Regions from separate parts of the Mus musculus genome. Here all the other regions are linked to region 2. A link is a loop called in an ENCODE intact Hi-C map of the cell type or tissue named here. Cell type or tissue: heart. All regions are shown on one strand. Region 1 has its middle 6.1 kb from the start of Baalc. Region 2 has its middle 32 kb from the start of Gm45924. Region 3 holds the start of Cthrc1 (collagen triple helix repeat containing 1). Region 4 overlaps Rims2 (regulating synaptic membrane exocytosis 2).

The links. A loop is a pair of places that touch in the nucleus more often than their neighbours do. Peaks named below come from ENCODE experiments on the same cell type or tissue, not always from the same donor. Only the 100,000 strongest peaks of a DNase experiment are listed, where the experiment ranks them.
Region 1: it touches region 2 in a loop (6-fold over the local background); 18 of 42 quality-filtered maps call a loop at or near these places.
Region 3: a loop joins it to region 2, with 8 times the contacts of the local background. A loop is called at or near these places in 18 of 42 quality-filtered maps.
Region 4: it touches region 2 in a loop (10-fold over the local background); 23 of 42 quality-filtered maps call a loop at or near these places.

Annotation. Positions count from the first base shown.
Region 1 is chr15:38,925,343-38,930,342 of GRCm38, forward strand. No RefSeq gene overlaps it. Among named protein-coding and RNA genes, the nearest start is that of Baalc, 6.1 kb to the right of the region's middle. In heart, CTCF peaks have their summits at 2,410 (motif pointing left) and 2,614; a DNase peak (open chromatin) is centred at 2,429; H3K27ac peaks cover 1,050 bases.
Region 2 is chr15:38,694,043-38,699,042 of GRCm38, forward strand. No RefSeq gene overlaps it. Among named protein-coding and RNA genes, the nearest start is that of Gm45924, 32 kb to the right of the region's middle. In heart, CTCF peaks have their summits at 792 (motif pointing right) and 2,582 (motif pointing right); no DNase peak of the experiment used is centred here.
Region 3 is chr15:39,076,731-39,081,730 of GRCm38, forward strand. It overlaps Cthrc1 (collagen triple helix repeat containing 1), which reads left to right and starts at 202. Exons shown (of 4, transcript NM_026778.3): 1 at 202-429; 2 at 3,753-3,974. The coding sequence starts at 274. In heart, no CTCF peak of the experiment used is centred here; a DNase peak (open chromatin) is centred at 2,001; H3K4me3 peaks cover 1,066 bases; H3K27ac peaks cover 1,013 bases; H3K27me3 peaks cover 359 bases.
Region 4 is chr15:39,214,448-39,219,447 of GRCm38, forward strand. The region is part of intron 1 of Rims2 (regulating synaptic membrane exocytosis 2); the gene reads left to right. Among named protein-coding and RNA genes, the nearest start is that of Rims2, 19 kb to the left of the region's middle. In heart, a CTCF peak has its summit at 3,013 (motif pointing left); no DNase peak of the experiment used is centred here; H3K4me3 peaks cover 288 bases; H3K27ac peaks cover 231 bases.

The DNA.
Region 1 (5,000 bases), 230 kb after region 2:
GCAATGGGATTGACGGGGTTTCCTAACCTTTGCCAATCTGATTGGTAAGAAATGATATGCTAGTTTTTTAAAAAATTTCAAAACTTTATTTTTCAGTAACTGTTAGCGATTCATAAATTCCCCATTAAGTTACAGAATGTAAAGTGTTGCAGTGGATGTTTTCCACAGCCCAGTGAAGCAGTGTGAAGACACATGGCAGGTGTCTGAGATACACGCTAGAGGTCTAAACTTAAAACACTCCAACTGATCAAAGCTTTTTCATTTTCATGGACCTCAATATATATATTTTTAGATTCAATAAAGAAAAAATAACATGTAATTTCTCATATCTGTCTCAGAGAACGATTTATTAACAACTTTAGAATCCAGTTGTTCTAAGTCCAGAAAACAACAAGGAATAAAAACACAACCAGGGAATCAGCTATCACTTTCTTAAAGAGCCTGCCACTTCTAAAGCAGTTGAACCAAGAGATAAAAGGAAACAGAGGACCTTTGTCTATCTTGGCTGCTAAAACAAAATGACCCTACAGCAGGTGGTTTGTAGATAGAAAGTTTCTACTAGGTCTAGAGGGTGAGAAGGCCCAGATGGAGACACCAGCAGGTTCATTATCTGGTGAAGATTCATTCCCTGTTTCAAAGATGGCGCCCTTTGATGCTTCCTCACATGACCAACTGGGGCAGATGGCTTCTTCAAACTTTCGTAAAAAGGCACAGGTTTTATCCATGAGGGAAGGGTCCACATGATAATCTCTTTGTGAAGGTCGTACCTTTATCACTATTGTACTGGAAATTAGCTTCCAGTATATAATGTATGGGCAATGCCAACATTCTACAAAGCAGAGCACAAAACTATGACTGAAGGAAGACTCTAAAGAGCAAACCTCTCAAGGCTCTGGTGGCTCCAGATACCTTTAGGTCAGTCTAAGGGAGTCACCTGAAGGGAATTTTAAAGTCCTTTATTGATTAGATCTTTTAGCTTTGTGGTAAGAGGCCAGGCCATGAGCAGGATACTGTGTCTGACATGTAAAGAGATAAACGTAAGCTAAGCCCTCTCATCCCAGCAGAATCAGGTCCTTGGGACCTCAACCAAGAAAAGCCCAACACTCCTTGAGTAAAGCAGTCCAAAGATGGAAAGTGTGATGCTGAGAGCCACTGGGACTTTTCAGCCCTGGCCCTTGTGTCACCCTAAGAGTCACGCTAAGAGAGTATCCGTGGTAAGAATGTGGCTTGGTAGGTGCTTGGGATTGCACAGCTAAATAATGCCCCTGGCTGTGGTGGTGATGGAGCCCTGGAACCGAAGGAAATGGGATCCACAGTAAGCTTCACAGAGGAGGAGGAGACATGGGTACAGGAGGCATTGCCTTTTAAGGGCCTCATCCCTTCTTCTTACAGATCATTTGGTATTGCCAGACTTTCTTGGACACTCCAGCCACCAAATAATCTAGCACACACCTTTAATCTCAGCACTTGGGAGGAGGGGCAGGCAGATTTCTGAGTTCCAGGACAGCCTGGTCTACAAAGTGAGTTCCAGGACAGCCAGGACTACACAGAGAAACCCTGTCTCAGAAAACAAAACACCAAAACAAACAAACAAAAAAAAGAGCAGAGTATGCACACACTCATGCATTGAAAATTGGTAGAGGAGAGACAGCAAATATCTTCTAGTAGTTATCCTTGGTAGGTTGTAGGTAATTTTCACTTTCTTTTCACTGTAGCCAGTTTCCTACATAAAACACCTATTTTTAAAAAACTTTTAAAAGTTACTCTTCTCTTATATATTGCATCCCAACTGCAGTCTCTCCCCACTCCCCTCTCCTCCACCCCTGGACCACCCACACCTCCTTCATTTTTCTTCTGGTAAGGGTAGGCATCCCAGGAATGTCAAACAAGTATGACATATCAAGTTGCAATAAGAACAGGCACTTCCCGTCATGTGAAGGCTGGATGAGGCAACCTAGTAGGAGGAAAAGGATCCCCAAAACAGGCAAAAGAGTCAGAGACAACGGCCACTCTCACTGTTAGGAGTCACACAAGAAGACCAAGCTACGCAACTGTAACATATGCAGAAGACCTAGGTCAGGCGTCTCCCTGAGCACCCAGGAGCCCTGGTTAGTTGATTCTGTGAGTTTTCTTGTGGTGTCCTTAACAACTCTGGCTCCTACAGAATCTTTCCTCTTACGAAGAATTCCGCAGCATTTAGCTGTGGGTCTCTGTGTCTGCTCCTATCAGTTGTTGGATGAAGGCTCTCTGATGACGATTACACCAGGCTCCTGTCTACAAGTCCTGTAGAATATGGGAGTTATTTCATTACACCTCCCTTCCCCAGTTATGTTTGGCTCTATTGTATGTCTCTGGGCTCTCCAGTCTCTGGTTCCTGGGCCTCCAGGCAATGGGGTGGGCTCCCTCTTGTGGCATGGCTCTCAAACTGGATCAGTCATTGGTTGGCCACTCCCACAATTTCTGAGCTACCTTTGCCCCAGCACGCGTTGCAGAAAGGACAAATAATAGGTCGAATGTTTTATGCCTGAGTTGGCGTCCCAGACTCTCCACTGGAAGTCTTGACTAGAGAGAAAGAATACTGAGAGAGACAAGTGCAATTGAGGGGCATTTGGAAGTGAGGTAGAAACCTAGTGCAAAGGAAACAGCAGGGAATTTAAAGGGTGACCCTAGCTAAGACTCCCAGTAATGGGGGATATAGAGCCTAAATTGGCCATCTCCTGTAACCAGAAACAGCATTTATTTATTTATTTATTTATTTATTTATTTAATGCATATGAGTACACTGTCACTGTCCTCAGACACACCAGAAGAGGGCATCAGATCCCATTACAGATGGTGCTGAGCCACCACGTGGTTGCTGGGATTTGAATTCAGGACCTCTGGAAGAGCAGTCAGTGCTCTTAACTGCTGAGCCATCTCTTCACTCCCTAAAACATCTATTTTTAAAAGTAAGGTAAATAAACATAATTTTATAAAAGGAACTGCAAGATGTTGTGGGCTGAAGTGAATCTTAAGATTCGTGAACTGGAAGCTACTCTAACGAAATAACACACAAGGTATACCTTTAAAGTTTTTCAGAGAAATATCCAAGGAAAAGGAAAGGGGGTCAAGAAGTGTTTGGGGCAACCTAGGGGGAGTACAGGCTGCTAGAGTGGTCACAGTAATACTACCCGCCTTAGAAACAGCAACCAAGTGGAGGGAACTGAATTTTTATTATAGCCCAAAGAAGTTACCACGGAGACCTGGTGAGCACAGCCTCAGATCTGCAGAAATGAAGCTTCCAAAAGGGAAGCACCACTGTGGGGTCAGAGAGGGAAGGAGGTCGGTGGGGGGAAGGTACAGAGTCCAAGGAGAGCACAGGAAGAGCGCAGCTTTCCCTGTGGGCTGCCTCTCAGATTTCCAGGCTGTTTGTTTCCTGCCGGTTTCGCTGTAGGGCAGTGCTTCTCTGCCTTCCTAACACTGAGACCCTTTAATAAAGCTCTTCATGTTGTGGTGACCCCCAACCATAAAGTTATTTTTGTTGTGACTTTATTACTCTAAGTTTGCTACTCTTGTGGATGGTAAATATCCGTGTTTTCTGATGGAGCCATGTGTTGGGGTCATTCAACTCCAAAGGGGTCGCAACCCACATGTTGAGAACCAGTGCTGTAGGCTTCAGAAATCAGACACTGTGGTTGCTGCTCTTGGTTCCGGCATTACCTCTGCGGTGTTCCCCTTGCCTGTGGCTGAGGGCTTCAGGAAGCTGTTTCCTCAGTAACCTCAGTGGCTAAAGGCAGATGTGACAGACTCTCAGGGAACAGAGGATCCAGGCACGATGGTCAGGACCTGTGTCCTTAGGGATTACAAGTGCAGAATTCAGTCTCTTCCCCAACTCTAGCTGTTCAAGTCCCAGTTCACCTTTTTGTTCTTCAGCCAATTAAACATTCTGAAACGTGTTGCTCAGTTTCCCCTTTGATTCTTGCTTTCTTTAGCTATAATGCACACATCATGTTGTTGATCTATCAAACACAATTAAATGATTTCAGCTCTTATAGCTGTACTGCCAACTGCACCACCAATTTTAGAACATTTTCATTACCTGGAGGAAAAATAGCATACCTCTTACGAGTAATTTTTCATCTCATCCCAACACCCATGCCCTTGGTGACCACTGAGCTACCTTCCCACCGCTAGAATGGCCTCTTTCTGAGTATTTCATAATGTGGATTTACAAACTACCTTCTGTAAAGTGGCTTTTCAGTTAGTTAGCATAATGTTTCAAGCTTTGTTGGTGTACAGCATATATCTGCATTTCCACTGATGTGTATTAATCCACCCACCAGCTGGTGGGATGTTTGGTTTTTTTCTGCTTTTCAGTTACTAGGTATAACACTGCCACAAACATTGTGTGAGTTACTTGTCTTATTGCTGAGACAATATACCTACCTGACTCAAGCAATTAGGGAAGAACAGAGGGATTTATTTTGTGTTGTAAAAACTATTTAATTTCATTCTGGGGTTTCTACTCCACCTTTGACCATTCAGTTCCCAGATAAAATACATATAACCTTTATATTTATATTAATCCTTTAATGCACTAGAGATGGGCAGATATCTACCCTCTAAGCTATTAGAATCTCCTTCCCCATCAATTACCCTGAATTATAATTGGCCATGTTATCTGGGCTTCTCTTAAATCCAGTTGGCTAGCCCTGGCCATGTTTTCATGACTCACTTACCCCATGGTGTCTTCTCCTCCCTCCACCTTCTCTCTCTCCTCCTCATCTTTGTGGTCTCTGCTCCAGCTGCAAGCCCAGGAACCAAAATCCCACCTATCCCTCTTCTGCCCAGCTATGGGCAGTCAGCATCTTCATTCAAGCAGTGGTTTTAAATTAAGGATCAAGGTACATTGGTGGCAATACACAAGGCCTTGTGGGCCAGTATTAGCATTACAATACATAGCAAAAGAGCAAACCTCAACAATTTGGGGATGCAGTCCAAAGAAGCAAGAGGCACAGAAG
Region 2 (5,000 bases):
GTGAGTTCAGTCCATGGTGGAGTAGTGGTGGTGTTGCTGGCAGCCACCATTTGGGAGAGGATTGGTCCTGTTCCCTTGCCTTCTTCCCAAGGAGTCTCCTGGGTCTCCTCTATGAAGCCTAGGTAATTGTAAGACGTCTTGAAAACATTTGGAGACCATTCTTACCTGATGCCGTAGCCTTTGTCTGTGGTGATAGAATGGTCAGCCCTGTTTCAGTGTAGGAGTTAAGCCACAAATACATACATGTGCACATGCATGTGTGATGCTGGGCATAGAACCCAGGGCTGACACGTGCTAGGTAACCAGTCATTCCACCACTACATTCCCCAGCCCTACAACTTGGGCTCACAAACTTTGTGTCAGAGACATGTTTCAATCTTATCATTTCTGACTGCTGGGATCTTCCCATGACATCCTCGGTGTCATGTGAGTGGCCGGAGCACACCCCTTACTCTTTGCAATAGAAATGAGCTTGGAGAGTGGATTACCCAGGTACTAAACTGTGTTGGTGTTTGGCAGGAGCCCAGAGTAGTCTCAGATGGTGAGTCGTGCTTTAGTGACCTACAGCACAGTGCCCAGAAGATAGATTGCCTCTGCACTTCTGCTCTAGTTGTTCTTAAAGGAGCCTCTGTGGAGCTTGTCCTGATGGATTTTAGAGCAGGCACACATCAGGTAGTGTCTTCAGAGCACTCCTTTGTGCTCATCCACTCAGTACTGTGAGTGCCCCTCCCCCCTTTTAATTTATTTTTTTAAAGGCTTATTTATTATATGTAAGTTCACTGTAGCTGTTCAGGCACCCCAGAAGAGGGCGGCAGATCTCATTGTGGGTGGTTGTGAGTCACCATGTGGTTGCTGGAATTTGAACTCAGGACTTTCAGCAGAACAGTGTTCTTAACCACAGAGCCATCTCTCCAGCCCCGCATCTCTCCTCTTATTTCTGAATTATACTCCCAGGTATTGGAAATGAAACAGGAATTGATGTTGACAATTTTCTCTACTGGCTTCCTTTCCACCTTAAGAAAATATGCACAAAGCTAAAAACCACATGTGTAGATACTAGACTGCTTACAGTGAAAACCTTTGCTACCTTTAGAAAAATAGATGGTCATTGTTGTATTAGGGTTAGTAAAAGAAGAAATCATTTCTCAGTTTCTTGGTTAAAATCAAATGTAGTAAGTCAGTGAAAGACAGTTTGTAAAGTCTGTAACAGTGTTGTGTTATAGAGAAAACATGGAAAACATTACAATTTTGAGACCAGCACTCAGTTAAAAAATCCTTACTGCCAGGTGTGATGGTGCATGCTTGATCCTGTCCCTAGCTGGGGAGGCAGGTGGATCTTTGTGACCAGGGCAGCCTGGTCTACATAGTGAGTTCCAGAACAGCCAGGGCTATGTAGAGAGAAGACCCTGTCTCAAAAACAAAAATAAAAAAAAAATAAAATAAAACAACAAAAACATTACTAATTTTTTAAAAAAGTATGTCAGTGTAAACTCAGTCTTAGTCTGCATTTTTAAGAAGAATTATTTATTTTATGTATCTGAGTACACTGTCACTATGTTCAGACACACCAGAAGAGGGCATTGGATCCCATTACAGATGGTTGTGAGTCATGTGGTTGCTGGGAATTGGAGTCAGGACCTCTGGAAGAGCAGTCAGTGCTCTTAACCGCTGAGCCACCTCTCCAGCCCCTGAATTTTTTCTTTTTTTTTTTTTTAATGGCTCAGCAGTTAGTGCTCTTGCAGAGGACCCAGGTTTGATTCCTAGCACTTAAAGGCTCACAGGAACCTGTAACTCCAGCTCCGAGTGATCAGGAGTCTCTGGCTCTGTGGACACTGCACACACACAGATAAATACTCACACACAAAAACAAGTCTGTTAAGACTGAATGTAATTCTGGTTTCTCAGTAAGGATGTATTGCATTGGAAGCATCTCATTGTCCAGAAGATCTGCCTTCATGGTTTGTTTGGATACAAGCTCCATTATCTGAGAGAGATGGGGTTAGAGGGGAGCCACAGTGTTACTCAGTCAGAGACGCCTTTGCTGTTGTCTAGCTCTGCAGAAAAGACAGTCAGGAATGTTCAGCATGGAGACTGTAAAACTGGGCGTGGTGGCTCATACCTTCCATCCTATGGAGGCAGAGGCAGGTAGATCTCTATGAGTTCAAGGCCAGCTGGTCTCCAAAGTGACTTCTAGGACAGTCAAGGCTGTTAGAGAAACATTGTCTGGAGAAACAGAAATCAGGAAAATTAGACTTTTTAAGCAGGAGGCAGTGACAACGCAGAGATGTTCTGCCAGGTCTATGGGACTGAAATGGGCTGACCTGGCTTCATTTTACTTTGCCAAGAGCCAGATACATGGAGGACCTCAGCAGGTCCACCTTTCTTTCAAGGAGGACTTAATTTGCTCAAATAGTTCCTTTTATTTAACACAGATCACCATGTCTCATAGTTACACATTTTATATTTGGATTAATTCTTTTGAGTGTAGGTTTGTACAGATTTTATGTTTATTGAAAGCATAAAGTCACTTTGGCTTCCTATAAAAATCATGACCATGCAGGTCCCGTGTGTTGCCACCAGAGGGCTCTGCTGTGCTGCTGAAAAGAAATCACTTTCCTTGTTCTAAAATTTATATGATGTTAACAGAAGCCCACACGGGGCAACATTCTGCTTGGGGGTATTTTATTAAACCATATTAATAGAAAAGATCCAGAAAATGCTAAGTAATTAATTTTTTTTACTTAATTGCTCCCCTCATTTGTGTGTGTGTGAGTGAGTGTGTTTTGGACCCCAGGGTTTGGAGTTACAGACTGAGTGGAAGGAGGCGCTCTGGCACTCATCTTCCTCCTACCTTGCATCCAGGCAGTATCACTGGTCGTTCACATTCCTGCCATCATGCCTTCCCACTAGAGTGGACTGTCCCTTTTTAAACCTCATGCTCATATAAATCCTCCTCCACTTAAATTGTTGCCAGTTTTTTGGGCACAAAGGAGAAATGTAGCTAATATGGTGTCATCTGCCTGTCCGGAAAGTCAGCCTGTAGACCTGTACTTTGCTAATTCCAACCGCACAGTAGGTCTAGCTGAAGATAACGTTGTTCAAAATAATTGTCTATGATTATACAATAGTTAGTCTGGCTTTGTGCTGATCACTTGACTTGTAACTAACATGACAGGAATAGACATTTGGCTGTCTGTGTGGCTCCATGGTCATGTGGTGACCGTGTCTGGTAGTGAGCCCCTTTGCCCTTGCTGCCACATAGCCTGTATCTGTTGACCCCTTTCCCCCCTTCTTGATGTTCCTGTAACCAGAAGAGCTAGCCCTGCTTCTATTTACCTTGATGGCCAGATTTGATTTCCCAGCAATCTGAGAAAGGAGGGGAGGAAAGGACTGCTGTGTGAATCACTGTTAATGTGCCTTGGGTTGCTGCACACAGCATTCCCTCTGATCACAGAGGACTGCATACATTCTGTGCCCCTGTGCACGAGGAGAAACCGCTTGCAGTACTGAAAGACCGAAAGCTGTTTCTGATGGGAAATATTGAATCAGCAGAACTGAAAACACAGCTGTGTGCTTCTGATGGGAGCATAATTTCCTGTCTGTCAATGCCTACTTAGCATCCGTTGTGTGCAGGGCACTCACTGCACCGACTCTGGGGAGACATCAGGAGATGCTTCTGGATGACACGATCAGTTGAACAGCAAATGGGAGAAGTTCAGGCTCTTGCGAGAGGCACCGATGCCCTCGGGAAGAGGCACTGTGTTTAGGAAAGGGTCACATTTTATTAGTAGTGTGCAGGTAAGGAAGAGTCTTGTCTCTTCCCTGAGTGCAGAGACGCTGCCCTGCCCAGTAGCAGGCTAGGGTTGCTTACCCTTTGCACCGTGTACATTTTGGGTATATCCCTCCGCCAGAGTCTCCTTTGCTGTCTCTGCTGCTTATGTCTTCTCCAGGATATTTGACAGCCCCTTGGTGGCTACTCGTCCCCACCTCTTAGCTCTGAGGCAGGGGATGGCCAGTCACAGTTCTGAATCATGAGCTCATAGCCTACAAAAGCCTTATTCAAATGGGGCTTTCTCTCTTTTACACTTGGCTTTGCTGTGTTTCCTGGAAGCAGAATTTTCTTCAAATTTTTTTTTTTTTTTAATTTTCTGGGAACCGTTTTTTTTCCTTTATTTTTTATTTTATATTATGTACATGGGTGTTTTGCCTGCGTGTATATCTGTGCACCACGTGCATGCAGGGCCTTCAGGGGGCTGAAGAAGGCACTTCTTTGACTAGAATTACAGACAGCTGTGAGCTGCTGAGAATTGGGAACCCAGGTCCTTTGAAAGAGCAGCCAATGTTCTTAGCTGCTGAGAATCTCACACACCAAAGAAATTGAAACCACACAAAAACTTAGGAAGTTCAAAGCATGCGAAGTATATGCATGAGCCATGAAAACACACTAAGAAGCCAGATAGACAAAAATCACATGATGAAATCTATAGGCAGCTCCATAGACTCAAGCTCAGTGGTGGGAAGGTACCAAAGAGGTTGGTGATAGCAGTCGATTGGTAGAGGGTTTTAAAGAAAATGATAAAAAATAGATGTGTTGGTAATAGTTGTACAACTTTGTGAACATACTAAAAACCTTCAAGTGACCTAATTTTTAATTCTTTTAGTTTTTTAGTGTGTGTGTATGTGAGTCTGAGAGTAGAGGAGGGTGTTAGATCTCATGAGACTGGAGTTACAGTTGGTTGTGAGCTGTCTCGTAGATTCTGGGAACTGAACAAGGTCCTCTGGAAGAACAGCCAGTTCTCTTAACTGCTGAGCCATCCCTCTAGCCCCATGTGACACAATTTTAAAAACATTATTTTATGAAACTCAATTTAAACAGCCTACCTAGGGATATCTGGGATTCTCAATAGTGATTTGCTTTCTGTCTGCCTGCATAGTTTGAGGACATGCACGCCCCCATGCTCTCTTGATGGGTAAGGAGTCTTGAGCACTGAAGTTTCGCT
Region 3 (5,000 bases), 380 kb after region 2:
CCTGGTCTCTGCATTCCTCTCTGGTTCTGCAGCACCCCGCGGGGGTCTGGGCGGGCGGAGCTGCGGAGGAGGGGCGGGCTAGACCCGGGACCCAGGCCTATAACAGTATGCAAGCTCCGGGCGTCCAGGGGGTGGGAGGGAAGAAGGGAGGGCGGCGCTCAGTGAAAGGCGCATTGATGCGGCAGGCTGCAGGGCTGGGCCAGACGCTGAGCAGGGTCAGGCTCCTGCCGACCCCTTTACCTCCTGCTCCGCGCTTCGCAGCCACCGCACACCATGCACCCCCAAGGCCGCGCGGCCCCCCCGCAGCTGCTGCTCGGTCTCTTCCTTGTGCTGCTGCTGCTGCTACAGTTGTCCGCACCGATCAGCGCCTCTGAGAACCCCAAGGTGAAGCAAAAAGCGCTGATCCGGCAGAGGGAGGTGGTAGACCTGGTAAGTCTGAGAGTCGGTCCTGACCTCAGTGCTGGAGGAGAAGACTCAGCCAGGATCGCACCGGGAGGGCATCAGTATAGATGGTGGTGGTGCTGACCGTAGGGGTGAGTGTAGGGCAGCACGTTAAGAAGCTTGAGTGCCTCAGTGTCCTGCCTGTGTACCTGTGTGGGGACGGATCTGACGCACGCCTGCAGCAGAGTCTTGAACCGCTACGGGAGATCATGAGAGGTCACCACATGCTCCGACGTGGGTCAGGTGGGATGCCCAAATCCGTGTAAGTCGCCCAGTAATTTCTGGCTCCAGGGGAGGCCACCGTTGGGAGAAGTGGGGGGATGCTGTGGCTGCAACTGGAGTAGATTGAGTTAGTCAGTTGATTTCAAAAGAAAGCCCGAGGAAGACCCTAGGCCAGCTGGCCGCTTGGCCCTGGGCCAAGGCTGTGCAACGTGTCCTTTGTGAGGACCAGTGGCCACGGTCTGGCCACGTCTGCCTGGAGGAGAGGCTAACAACCCCCACAAAGCATTTGTTCAGCTAACTTGAAGATTATGAATCACTTTGTGTCATCTCCCTGGGAAATATGAACTGCAGTTTACTCCTTAGAGGACCACAGCTTGAGCCAGGAGTGGTCAGAGGCTTTGAAGCTGAAGGGGAAAAATGAAGGCCCCACTAGGAGCCCTTCCAAGGACCCATTTTGCCTGATCTGTTTAAAACAGATGAGCAGTCAGGTCTTAACCAGTCAGGAACACTGTACTCAAGCTAAGGGGAAGGAAAGCGCTCCCAGGAAAGCAAATATCCCAAGGGCTTTCTGAGAGGCTAATCTGTGGGAAAGTCTGTTTGCTTAAAACCTTTCCCTCTAAAAGTCAATAAACCTAGTGGAGGGCAGAGAGTTTGTCTGTCCCACTCAAAAGCCAGCCATCGATAGATTTGTAGTCTTTGGCACATCATAAACTTCTGTCCTTAAACCAAGCTATATGGTTGTCAGGCACTGCGATACATAAAGGACAGGGGACATTTACTTATTTTATTATTATTATTTTTTTTTTAGATTTGAATTTCTTCCACTGACATTCTAAGTTGAGCTAATAAACCAAGCTCCTTGACAGCTAGTTCTAAACTGATTCAAAAGCACTGGGGGAAAATCCCTGCTGTTTCACGCAGCAGTGGTAGGGTTTTGTTGTTTTATGCTCTGATATATAATTTTCCTCCACAAAAGCATACTGTGTTGGAGCTACAGTTCTATTTTGAGTGCCTAAGTTGTTAAAAAAAAAAAAAGTGCCACATGAATGTGGCTCGTGTGCAGTTTGCGTATTATGAATGTGTAGTTAAGATACATAAAATAGTCATTTCCCCATAAAGCTAGCATTTTCCCCCTCTAAGGATTATACAGTACCACAACTCTACCCCAACTTGGAAAAGCATACTGTGCTGCCAGGCTCAGGTGCATCCTGTAGATTGGATTTGGTTCTGGTGTCAGAAAAAGTCCACACAGTCATTAGGAAGGTTTCCACAGATTCTATAAAGCGACTTTGTATAGGCGCTTTCAAAGCGTGTCTTTCACGCTCCCACTGAATTCTGCCCCCTGGTGGCCAACACAGGAAATGGGGCGTTGGGTGAGGGAATTTGAGCTTCCATTCACATGTTTTCATTTTGTTGACTTTCACTAATGATTCTAAATACCTATTGGAACTAGCATTTTAAGTTAAGAAAAGACAAACATACTCTATGTAGCATCTTTCCTGAGAGGAATTTAGAAATTATCAAATCATACTAGAGGAATTTACAACAATAAATGAAATGTTAAAGTAAAAAATTTAATTGGAATTCATTGTGTTTTGAAAAGTCTAACATCATCCCTGTTTCTATGTGAACTAATACAAGGATAAGTGCAGGAATTGATAAGCAACGCTCAAAATATTTCCACTGTAGCTCAATGGTAGAGTACTTGCCTGATATGTGTAAGGTTCTAAGTTCAAGCCTCATTGATGTAATGTGAACATGCGTGCTCTCTCTCTCTCTCTCTCTCTCTCTCTCTCTCTCTGTGTGTGTGTGTGTGTGTGTGTGTGTGTGTGTGTTTTGAGGTGTGGTCCCATGTATCCCAGACTAGGCACAAATTTGCTGTTTTGACAGGATCCTAAACTCTGGGTCCCTGCCTCTGCTTCCCAGGGGAAAGGGATTACAGGCACACGTGTGCTACCAACTGTTAACTTCATGGCAAGAATGCTTATTATCATCTTCATTTTATTCATAAGGAAATGGGCACTGAAATGCTGAGTAAATGGCCTGGTCTCATACATCTAAGACGGGATGAGTCTAGTATTTAAAAAAAAAAAAAAAAAAAAGGTTCTAGAATCCACGCCTTTAAATTCTACAGCACACAGAAAGAAACAACAGAACAGAGAACACTAGCGCTTACAGATGGTTTGCTAGATTATTACACACCTGCTGAGGACAGGGGATCACGTGAAACTAACTGGGCCACAGACTCCTCTTGAGGAAGACAGAATGGACTGGAGAAGTTCTACCCACTGCACTTTCCTCTGCATAAAAATGGGAAGAGCAGAGGAGGTGCACATACAACTTAGAGATGCTGTGATACAAGACAGCTACTGACTGCTAAAGTTTTATTTCACAATTATTTCCCTAGCAATTAATCTTAGGGAAATCACTCAAAAGGAAAAAAATCTATATGGCCAAGTATTCTCATTATATTAATATTTATAACAAAAAAGAGAAATAACCAAAAACAAGCATTAAAAATCTTGTATAGTAATGTAAAAGTTCCAAGAACCAAGTCCCTTGATAAAATATGGGATTATGGGCCTGGCAGTGGTGGTGCATGCCTTTCTTTAATCCTAGCACTTGAGAAGCAGAGAGAGTTCTGGGACAGCCAGGGGTACAAGGAGAAACCCTGTCTCTTAAAAACAAAACAAAACAAAACAAAACAACAATAACAACAAACCCTAAAACAAACAAATAAAAAGAAAGGGATTGTAAGAAGCTAACATAGAATGTCAGGTTCTGGAGGAGAAATTTTAAACACCCTTAAAATGAGTTCGCCATAATAATCCATTAGAACACGGACGAGGTGGGTTAGAGGGACTCTGCCAGTTTATTAAAAATAAACGCAGCTGTGATCATTTGACTCTCACATACTGTTTATGTATTCATGACTGTATTTCTTTATTTACTTATTTTGTACTGGGGATCAAACCTTGAGCATCCTGCATGCCAGGCAAGAGTTCTACCACTGGACTACCTCCCTATGCCCTACACTGAGTCTGCATGTTAAGTAATGGTACTGTCCCCCTTTCTCCTTTGCACCGAAGTATAATGGAATGTGTCTACAAGGACCAGCAGGAGTTCCCGGTCGTGATGGGAGCCCTGGGGCCAACGGCATTCCTGGCACACCTGGCATCCCAGGTCGGGATGGATTCAAAGGGGAAAAGGGAGAATGCTTAAGGGAAAGCTTTGAGGAGTCCTGGACCCCAAACTATAAGCAGTGTTCGTGGAGTTCGCTGAACTATGGCATAGATCTTGGGAAAATTGCGGTAAGTAAAGCCCAAATTATAATAAAGTTGAAGCAAAATATAAGAGTTTGTATAAGTCATTGCCAAATTTATTTTTTATTTTGTTGTTAAACCAAAGGACCTTAAATTAAAAGATTCAGGATAGGTAATGTGCTGACTTTTTACTTAAAAATTAATTTAAAAAAATGGTAACGTTTCAGCTAATTTTATAAAGGCATTTCTAAGATAGATAATCACTATTTTATAAAGCAAACGCAAAAAGTATAGCTTTTTTTTTTTTTTCAAATTAGACAGGAACCAGTCTTGTAAAGTAACTTTAAATTAATCTAATACATCCTGCTGTAGCTTCAGAGCTAAAAGTGGAAGATGAACCTAAAAATTACCACGTGACTGGGATCCCTGCTTCGGGGAGTCCTTTTGTCCTTGGTCGCCGTGCTCAGCTTAAAACTGCTGAAATTAGGGGAACTGAAGTCAATGCTAGTGATTTAAAATAGTGACGATGGTGATTCTGTAATATTTGTGTAAGGAGAAGCACGCAAAATAGCATGTCAGGGAGGGCATTTTGATGAATGATCCAGGGACTGTTGAGTGGTCCAGTGATTAGTGCTTTGTCTCCAAGAGGCCCCGGGTGTAGCTGAGGGGGAGCATGCGGAGCCTCGTGTGCTTAAGGCCCTCGGCCGGATGAAGTGCCATTGGCGAGTCCGGGGGGGCGGGGGGGGCGGGGGGGGGCGGGGGGGGGGGAGAAGAGACAGAGCTGAGAAAGTCCGTGCTGTTTCCGTATCTTCTTTTGATGACCACCTCTGTTTCTGCCTCCTTAGCTATAATTTGGTGCTTCATGGTTCTGCTTACCACGACCACCCGGAAAACAGAAGTTTATTTTCATAAAACTCTAAGGTTTTAAGTTGTATGGCATCATCCATGTTTTTCATCTCAACCTCTTCTGCTCTATTTTAAAAGTTCAAGAATGCCTTGATTCTGTGTGACAGGTTTTCATCTAGCTACCACATTTTGGTTATATATATGTATATATATTAAAGAAAGTGTGAT
Region 4 (5,000 bases), 520 kb after region 2:
AGAATCAGACAACCAGGGTCTAACTCCCATTGTTACTTGGTTTACCTCAGTGTGTGTGTATTTGTAAAATGGGAATGACAATATGCATCTCAGAAGCTGTTTTGAAAATTCAGTTTATACTTGCAAAGCTCTTAAAATATTGTCTAAAATATCATACACACTCTGTTTTTTAAGAAATAAATTAGTTTTGAACAAAACAAAACCTTGACCACTATTGAGAATGTTATCAGCAAATACTTTCAACAACTATTATGAGGGTAGTGTTACATTTGTTAGGAAAGTCCTAGATCTTCCAAAGTTACTTAGTACACCTCTCCAGTGGCTTGAGAGACCCTAGATGTATTATTGTACAGCTCTACAGGTCGATACCTCACATAGCCTTGTTGGGTTACAGTCAAGGTGAAGGCTCAAGTGTGTTTCCTCTGGAAGCTCTATTTGCTTGCTCATTTTAGTTGGCCAAAGTGAACAGGTGGTGTGTGTGTGTGTGTGTGTGTGTGTGTATGCTTTTGTTTTTTGTTAATAGAACCAAGATTTCCGGTTTTTCACTAGCAGTTGTCTAGAGAATATCTTTACTTTTTAGAGGTCTCTTGCATGTAACCCTCTGTTTCAGAACTGACAGTGGGGCTGTATCCTTCTCTAGATGACATGACTCTCACACTTCTTTTATTATCTCATCTTTTTCTGCCTTTTCTTGTCCAAGGAGTATTGTGATTAATTGTGCTTGCCTATATCAGATATTCCAGAATAGTACCTTCCTCTTATAGCTGCAACTTTAAATTTCCTTTGGCACAAAAGGAAACATGTTCATATATTCCTAGGATTAGGACAGAACAGCTTTTATTGGGTGGAGGTCATTCTCCTTATTTTTCTATTGAGCACCAGTAGAAATAAATTTGAATACCCACACAAATGTATATGTGTGTGTATTTCTTTTTTTACTTTATATGTGTATTTTGCCTGCATGAGTATATGTGTACTTTAGTTGTGCACTTTTTATTTACTTAGGAGTTTCTTCCAGAGTTAGAATTTAGTCTACATCTGATCTACATATTTTTATGAGTTTTAAGGCAACACTACATATCGAGCCAGGGCTACATAGTGAGACAGTCTTCCCACTAAAAAAAGTTAAAGTAGAGATGGGACGGAAGAATTGAAGGTAAGCAGAATGAATTGTTTGGTGTTAAGGGTATAAAGATTAAAATACTCTTCCTAAATAGCACTTTAGTCAATAATTATATTTTCATAGGGTGTGGGGAAATTTAACATGTGGCTAAAGCAGGAGAGTCATTGAAATATTACCAGATATGGCATTTTCACTGTATGAAGGCTGTGCTGCATATTTTATATTGCAATTTAAGTAAAGATCTGTGTAACTATTAACTTTTCTTGTAGCTGTGACTAAACAGCTCAAGGGAAGAAAGACAATTTTCACTTGTAATTTCTGAGGGTCCTAGTGAACGGATGAGGCAAAGCTTCTTGTCCTGATCCGTGGTGGCAGCAGCACTTGGTGTGGTCGTGCACAGGGTAGGGGTCAGGAAGCAGAGAAAACACATGTGCTAGAGCCAGAAGAACAGAAGTGCACCTTTCTTTCTTCTTTTCTTTTTGCTGTTTTTTTTCAATTTTTTAATTAGGTATTTTCTTCATTTACATTTCAAATGCTATCCCAAAAGTCCCCCATACCCCCTACTCCCCTACCCACCCACTCCCACTTCTTGGCCCTGGCGTTCCCCTAAACTGAGGCATATAAAGTTTGCAAGACCAAGGGGCCTCTCTTCCCAGTGATGGCTGCCTAGGCCATCTTCTGCTACATATGCAGCTAGAGACACGAGCTCCGGGGAGTACTGGTTAGTTCATATTGTTGTTCCTCCTATAGGGTTGCAGATCCCTTCAGCTCCTTGGGTACTTTCTCTAGCTCCTCCATTGGGGGCCCTGTGATCCATCCAATAGCTGACTGTGAGCATCCACTTCTGTGTTTGCCAGGCACTAGGAAAGAAATCAGGAACCATAGATTTGAGCATCAGCAACAGAATACAAGAGATGGAGGAGAGAATCTCAGGTGCAGAAGATTCCATAGAGAACATGGACACAACAATCAAAGAAAATGCAAAATGCAGAAAGTATACTTTTCAAATGCCTGCCCTAAAGACTGCAGCCTACAATACAGAGCCTCAGCTGGGAAACAAGTGACTGCATAGTTTGTGAGGGGTTATTCCTTTTCTTACAGTAAAGTGTATATATATATATATATATATGTGTGTGTGTGTGTGTGTGTGTGTGTGTATATAATTTTGTTCTTTTGGAATTAGTAGCAAAGAGTGTGTTTAAATGAAAAAAGTAGTTCTGTGAGTTCAGCTTTATGACTGTGTTTAAAGTGTGATCAGATCATTTGGCAGTCATGGATGTTAGAAGTAGCTGTGAAATAAAATCCAACAAATAACCCCTAAATATTAACATACATTCATATTACCATTTATTGTGTTATATGCTAGCATAGACCATGTTTCAGAGTCCAGTTAGAATATAGAAGCTACGATAGTTCTTTGAGCAGAAAAACATTAATATAGATTATCCTGAGGCAGAGTACCCATGAATTGAAAAAAATGGACGAAGCTTTTTCCTTTGTGCCTGAGGCTGAGATTCAGACACTGTGGAGGTGTGGCTGCGGCCCACTTTGCTGTCTGGTGCTTGCCAAGCTAGGGCAAACAAAGTCGTCTGTTTTTATGAAAGGAAGTCATTTGTGGGGGCTGTTGGCCTTGGTGGATAGGCTGCCTGTGGTGCTCAAGGAACCCTTTGGGAAGCTTATTGGAATGTCAGTCAGATTTACTAAGAGCTTGCCGGTGGGAGTGCCTCCAGAATTTGCTGGAAGGAAGGCCTGTGGGGTGCTGGTGAAGCATACAAGTAGGTCTAATACTAGTGGGTATTCATTAGCTCCAGGTAGCCATGTAAACAAAAGCAACAAAGCACGGAGACATTTCTTCCTTTAATGTCATCATGGCTCCCTCTACTGTCAAATCTTAACATTGCACCCCAGGGAAAAATACAAAGCTGGGCAGAGAAGGGTAGATTTGGAACCGAGAGGCAGTGGATTTTTAATAGGCTGCCTGTCATAGACGATGCTGTCCTCAAATGCCCATATGTAGAACAGCATTGACTTACTTTTTATTCTATATGATTCTTTCTCTGGGCTACGGGGTGCGTGTGTCTATTCTGCACCATTATCATCCCCGGCATAGACTATTATGTATGCACACACTCTCTGTAATGTTGTGCATAGAGCAGTAGAGAACAGTGTTGAATCAAATTGTCTCCTTAAGTTTCTTCTCAGAAGTGCATGCATAACTTCTGCTTACATTTTGTACAAAGCATGTTTTATGATCATGCCTAGGTTAGAGTAGAAGGAATGTATCTCATCATGTGGAAGAACAAGAAATAAGTCGTGGGTTAATAGGATTGATACTGTAAAGTTTGGCAGTGTCTACGACAGTTATTTATAATTTATCCTTAAAAATCTTGTCTGGGTTTGACGTTTTTACAAGATCAGCAAAAATTGGTATTGACATAAAAATGGTATGCTTAACTTCTGGATCAGTAAATTTTAATTGCAGTAAGTGTAGCTATTTGCATAAAACAGTGTGGACCAGAACACACTTAAGGAGCAGGAAAAGTTTTTTGAAGGCTAGATACAAATTAAACTTTGTTTAAAAATTTGCATTAACTTTAGCTTACACAAGATATATGAGATATGAAATCTTTTAGTCTTTGTGTGTGTATTTAATGTGTGTGTGCATATTTCTTTATGTGTGTGGGTGTGACATGCATTCATGTGGAGGTCAGAGGACAGCATCCAGTATTCACCTGCTCCTTCCACCTTGACACAGGCTCTTAGTTTTTAGAAAGCTTTGTAAGACAGACTAGCTGTTTCTCAAGCATCCGGAAATTCTCCTGTCCCCATCTTTGATCCCGACGTAGGAGCACTGGACTACACTTGCTGTGGGCTACTATGTCTGGCTTTCTGTGGATTCGGGGAGATGTGGATTTATGTCCTCATGTTTGCATAGTAAGCACTTTACTCTCTGAGCTACTGAGCTGCTCTTCCCAGCCCTGGAACAGGAAATCTTTTGATACTGAAGAAGAGTTTTCATTTTTGGCCAGTTGTGGGTAGAAGATAAAAAAATAAATAAAAATGAGATGCTTTGACTAGAGTTTCAGCACCATCATAACATTTCGTTGTGAAAAAATTAAATAAGCTCTACAAAAATCTACAAAATGTTAAAAACAAAAGCTGTGATCTCTAAACTGAAATCCTAATGCCAAGGTCCTCTAGGATTCATGTCAAATTGGACATTCGAAGTGCAAAGGTGCACAGACCATAGTCCTGTGACTGTCAGTAGACAGGACAGCAGCCTCCAATTAAACACACTCATTTTTCTCCAGCAAAATGGATGAATATTTACATGTGAATCAGGGATTTTTCTTGAAAGAGATTTTTGCTTTGTTTTCCAGAGATTTCGTATTTTGGAATTATAGTAAGGAAATTACAGGATTAAAGTGGCACTATACAGATGAAAGTGCCCATAAACTATGAGTTCATTATAGCCACAATGACTATTGATGACATCGTCATTTCTAGTCACTCAGGTAATATTTAAAGGGAAGAAGTGAAATTCTTGTTTCTTATGCATATTGTATAAGACAAACATTGTGGTCTTTCAAGAATTTTTGAAATATATTTTCAAGAATTTTTTATGATGGTCTCTTCAGATTCTTCTTGTTGGCGACCACTGATAAGGAAGTCTATACAAGCATATTGTAAAACCTTTAGAAATGCCCTCATTCTTTTTGGAAAATATTGATGGAAAGTCTTTGTCTTCTTAGGATTGTGATTATTTATCTTCAAATTTTACTTCAAAGGTAGTAGTATTTTTTGACTTATGGTCTTCTTTTTTCTTTCTTTATTTTTAGGTATGTCTTAATACCAGGTATTGCTGCTGCTGTTGAAG